Linked DNA regions of Homo sapiens: region 1 is linked to region 2. A link is an interaction called in ENCODE POLR2A ChIA-PET data of the cell type or tissue named here. Cell type or tissue: Caco-2. All regions are shown on one strand. Links, peaks and the distances in the headings refer to the core of each region. The heading gives the core; the rest is flanking DNA. Region 1 has its middle 21 kb from the start of TEAD1. Region 2 overlaps TEAD1 (TEA domain transcription factor 1).

Region 1 (2,816 bases), core at 157-2,656, 170 kb after region 2:
TGCCCAGTCTGTTTGTTTGTTTTTTTAAAGATTTCTTAGCCTGGGCAACAGGGTGAAACCCCATCTCTACAAAAAAATAGTAAGTACAAAAATTAGCCAGGTGTAATGGTGTGCGCCTGTAGTCCTAGCTACTTAGGGGGCTAAGGTAGAAGGCTTGCTTGAGCCCAGGAGATCAAGGCTACAGTGAGCCACGTTTGCACCACTGCACTCCAGCCTGGGTAACAAATTGAGACCCTGTCTCAAAATAAAAAGTAAAAGAGATTCCTTGAGATTTTTTAATGTAGATAGCTATGTCATTTGTAAATAGGGACAGTTTTTTTTTCTTCTCAATTTATATGCCTTTTATTTCATTTTCTTATTTTATCATGCTGGCTAGGCCTTCCAGTGCTATGTCAAACCAAAGTGATAAGAGCTAATATCCTTGTTTTGTTCTGGAATTTAGAGGGAACACATTCAGTCTTTAATCATTAAGTGTGATATTAGCATTATTTTTTTTTGCAGATGCTCTTCATCAAGGTAAGGGGCCCCTTTTTCTAGTTTGCTGAGTGTTTTTATCACAAACAGAAAATAAATTTTGTCAAGCGCATTTTTTTTTGCATCAGTTGATATGGTCATATAGCTTTTCTTCTTTGGCCTATTAATATGGTGAATCACATTGACTTTTGAATATTGACTCTTTATTTATGTCTTCCTAAATTTCTCTTAGAAATATTTGGTAGTTTTCAATTTAAAGATCTTAAACATTTTCCATTAGATTTATTCTCATGTATTTAATACTTTTTGTTTGTAAATGAAATTATTTCCTTAATTTTATAAGTATTATTAGTATGTAGAAATAAAATTGTTTATGTATTGACTTTGTATCCAACAAACTTGCTAAATTTACTTAAGTATTTCAATAGTCATTTATATTTCTTATGTACTTAATCATATTCCTGCAAATAAGGACAGTTTCAGTTCTTTAATCTTTTCTATTCTTTATTTTTATTTATTTTTCTTGCCATATTATATGAGCTAAGATCTCCAGCACAAAACTGAATAAAACCAGTGACAGTGAATATCCTATCTTATATGAAATCAGTGGGAATATTCAATACTTTGCCTTTGTGTAGGATTTCAGCTATAGAATATTGTAGGCTTTTATTTTGTTTTACATGTGCAAAATTCAGAACTAATTTTTTTAAAAACATCCTTTAGCCCAGGGGTCTCCACATACCTGTGGAGGTATGTGGCCTGTTAGGAATGAGTCGCACAGCAGGAGGTGAGCAGTGAGCCAGCGAGTGAAGCTTCGTCTGTATTTACAGTGGTTCCCCATTGCTTGCATGACTGCATGAGCTCCACCTCCTGTCAGATCAGTGGCGGCATTAGATTCTCATAGGAGTGCGAACCCTATTGTGAACTGTGCGTGTGAAGGATCTAGGTTGCACGCTTCTTCTGAGAATCCAATGCCTGATGATCTGTCACTATCTCCCATCACCCCAAGATGGGACCATCTAGTTGCAGGAAAACAAGCTCAGGGCTCCCACTGTTTCTACATTATGGTGTTTATAATTATTTTATTATATATTACATTGTAAAATAATAGAAATAAAGTGCACAATAAATGTAATGTGCTTGAATCATCTCAAAACCATCCCCCTACCTTGGTCTGTGGAAAAAATATTTTCCACAAAACAGGTCCCTGGTGCCAAAAAGGTTGGGGACCACTGCTTTAGTCCCACATAAGTTATTAAGACTTGGTACTGTGAACTTAGAGGCATGTTGTAAAGTATAATTAACAAAGAAAAAGCAACGTAACCTACTTTTGAATATGGAATTGAGAAGGTAGCAAATGTTTAAATAAAATTTTTGAGGAGTTTTAAATCCAGGTAAAATTTACATACGTAAAAATGAACAGATCTTATGAATGTTAGTATATCCTTGTAACCAGTAACTCAATCAACATACAAAACATTTCTACATTCTCCCAAATTTTATCTTGCTTCCTTCTAGTCACTACTCACACCACATACACAAACATTATGCTGATTTCTATTAATGTTTTTGTTTTGCTGTTCTAAAATTTCACATACATGGAATCATAAAGCATGAATTATTTTGTGTTTGGCTTCTTTGCTGAGCAAAATATTTTTAGCATGACATAAATTTTTATTCACTCTCCTGTTTGATGAACATTTAAGCTGTTTCTAGTTTGGGGCTATTATAAATAAAGCTGTTATAAATATTTCCATACAAGTCCTTTTGTGAACTTAAGTTTTAATTTCTCTTGGGTTAATCCCTAGGATAGGAACTGTTGGGTCATAGATTAAGTCTGTTTAACTTTATAAGAAACTTCAAAAGTTTATTATAATGATAGAGCTGTTTTCTATTACCACAAGCAATATATGAGTACCAAATGTTTTATATCCTCCACAGCATTTGTTGTTAGCCTTTTTAAATTTTAGCTTTTTTTTTTTTTTTTTTTGGTAACAACCTTTTCAGCAGATTAAGAAAGTTCTCTTCTATTTCTAATCTACTGTAAGACTTTATTGTTTATGAGAGCTAAATGTTATCAAATACTTTTTCTGCATCTCGTAAGACACTTGTAAGACTCTCATTTATTTTGTTCATGTGGTGAATTATACTGATTGATGTTTTAACAAATTTATTGAGGCGTGTTTTACATATCTTAAATTCACCAACTTCAAGTGTACAGTTTGATGAGTTTTTGTAAATTTATCCCGTTGTGCAATTACTATCACAAGCTATCACACCAAAATTTTCCTTATTATTCCCCTATGCAGTTCATTGCTCTTATTTTTCGAATCCCCAGGCAA
Region 2 (2,816 bases), core at 119-2,618:
TGCAGCACAACTGCCGGTGGCTCACGCCTGTAATCCCAACACTTCGGGAGGCCGAGGCGGGCGGATAATGGGTCAGGAGATCGAGACCATCCTGGCCAACATGGTGAAACCCTGTCTCTACTAAAAATACAAAAAATTAGCCGGGCATGGTGGTGGGTGCCTGTAGTCCCAGCTACTCAGGAGGCTGAGGCAGGAGAATGGTGTGAACCTGGGAGGCGGAGCTTGCAGTGAGCGGAGATCGCGCCACTGCACTCCAGCCTGGGTGACAGAGAGAGACTCTGTCTCAAAAAAAAAAAAAAAAAAAAGGAAAAGAGAAAAAGGAGAGAGAGTATAGGAAAAGAGGAAAGAGAAAAGGGGAGGGAGAAGATCTAAGGCAGAGGGGAGGCAGACAGCGGAGGAGGTAGGTAAAGTGAGAGAACGAGCTGACATGTGTGTTCCATGAAATGCCTTATCAATGCTCTATTGATAAAAGCATTCATATCAATGCTAATACTGGATAATTCATATCCGGCCATAGGTTCCACACAGGTTGTTGATCAATAGTTTACAAATACATGAAATTGGATCTGGGCATTTTTTTATAAACCCATTTTTCATTTTTTTCCATAATCTTTAATTAAGATGTTCCTACACTATAGAGTCAAAAAATAAAAGTCATGGTCCTCCAGAAGAGGTCATAGTTTCCGACTGCATGCTCAGGGAACCCCCAATGAAGGTATCATTTGTACTCCCATTTAATAGATAAAAAGGCTGAGAAACTAAGCGCTGACAAAGGTTAACTCTCCATGTCCACATTATGATACAATTATGAACAAAAATATTCCCCCACAGTGCTTTCCATTTCTAAATGCTTTCACCTGTATCATTTCATGTGATCCAATTAAACATTATTAATGATGAAGACTCAGAAAGGTTTTGGGAGGAGAACAGGGTCACAGGGCAAGAAAGTGATGGAACTGGGGCCAGAATTCAAAACTCTGAACTTCTCGTTTTCATATAAGAAATGGCAAATCACTGATCCAAAAGAATCAGGTGCTACTAAAGGAGCATCTCAGACATTTCTACTCAACAACACACCATACACAGGCCCTTGAAAAGCCAAGTATCCCACACAGGATCTGGCTCTGGGCAGCAACAGAGAAGTGGACAATTGAATGGGGCTCTGCTTCTTGAAGGCCTGGACAGCAGCTGGATCCACCTTTCCCAGTTTCAGGGCAGACAGGCTGGTGAACAGGCCATGGCAAAAACTAAACAAGCATGCAGACAGGCATAGAGCCCCCAAAGTGCTGCAAACACTTCCCTTGCCTTAAAGCCCTTTGTCATCAGCAGCAGCTCCGGAAGTTACAGCAGACTGGGATGTACAATATGCCTTCTTTCTGGGGTCCTAGGTTTTTCTCCAGACTTACTCGTCATCTTAAAATTGTTCGCTTTGATTTATTTAAGTTAATGTACCTCAATGGCACAACAAAATCATGACAATAATAAAGATATTTTAATTTGGGGAAACAGCACTCACAACCCCACAGCCTGCACAGGCCAAGGGTTTTTCTTTGTCCGGGTTCCCTTCTAGTCCTGTCCCCTGAAACAGTAGCCATGATCACAGAATAAGCACTACTTTGTATTCTACGTTTTTTGTATAATCGCATTTCCTCTCTCAACCCAACCATGTCTGATGACCCTGGCAAGTTCCTACTCCAAAGTCTTCTTTTAGGGTGTTATAATTTCATCACCAACGTAGACAACTGATCTCAAACAGGCTCCGTGACATGTCTGACCTGTAACTCCTAAGATCTGAGATCATGGTTTGGGTGAGAAGGAGAACGCTTTGGGGATGAGAGAAGAAGAAAGGAAAAACAACTTTGCTTTTCTTCTCAGGAGACAAAGTGCTATTAGAGACTAAAACTGTGGATGCCACTGTGGGTGGGTGGGGTGGGAGGTGCCTATGGCTTTAGGGCTACACAGCCATGATGCTGCCATATGGATGAAACCACTCTCCACTTCCCCACAGCAACAGTGTCTAGCGGGTTGAAAAAAATTACTGTATGGCAAGAGTCCTGAGTATACATTATTCAAACCAGATCACGTCCCACTCCCCATACATACTTATCCACTTAAAACCTTTGCTGTGTGGCTCTGCACTGATGGAGAGGTTTATATTCCACAGTATGGCACACAGTGGACCCCCATGACCTGCCACCACCTCCCCTTCACCTTCCCACCCTCCCTCCCCACAACTCCCTGCCCCAGGCCCTGAGCTCCAACCACCCAGTCTCTGCCCACCCAGCCCATTCTGTTTCTCCACCTCTAATCCCAGGAGGTGTGAGAAACTGTCCATGCCCTCCAAGAGCTGACTCACAATCGGGGAAAAAGAAAAAGGCTCCAAGTCTATGTTTATCATGAAAATCAAGAAGCTATTTTGTTATCTATGAAATAACATCTTTTAAATGCATTACTGCAAATGGTTTAAAACTGGCCAACGTATTACAGAATAAGACCGCTTTTAAGACTTTGTTACCGGCCGGGCTTGGTGGTTCACGCCTGTAATCCCAGCACTTTGGGAGACCGAGGCGGGCGGATCAAAAGGTCAGGAGATCAAGACCATCCTGGCTAACATGGTGAAACCCCGTCTCTACTAAAAATACAAAAAAAAATTAGCCGGGCTTGGTGGCGGGCGCCTGTAGTCCCAGCTACTTGGGAGGCTGAGGCAGGAGAATGGCGTGAACCTGGAGACGGAGCTTGCAGTGAGCCGAGATCGCGCCACTACACTCCAGCCTGGGTGACAGAGCGAGACTCCATCTCAAAACAAAAAACAAAAA

The links. Peaks named below come from ENCODE experiments on the same cell type or tissue, not always from the same donor. Only the 100,000 strongest peaks of a DNase experiment are listed, where the experiment ranks them.
Region 1: POLR2A ChIA-PET joins it to region 2 with 5 read pairs; 2 of 35 experiments call an interaction of 5 or more read pairs at or near these places.

The regions. Positions count from the first base shown.
Region 1 is chr11:12,652,394-12,655,209 of GRCh38, reverse strand. No RefSeq gene overlaps it. Among named protein-coding and RNA genes, the nearest start is that of TEAD1, 21 kb to the left of the region's middle. In Caco-2, for the core only: no CTCF peak of the experiment used is centred there; a DNase peak (open chromatin) is centred at 1,319.
Region 2 is chr11:12,819,451-12,822,266 of GRCh38, reverse strand. All of the region lies in intron 3 of TEAD1 (TEA domain transcription factor 1), which reads right to left. Among named protein-coding and RNA genes, the nearest start is that of TEAD1-AS1, 100 kb to the left of the region's middle. In Caco-2, for the core only: no CTCF peak of the experiment used is centred there; no DNase peak of the experiment used is centred there.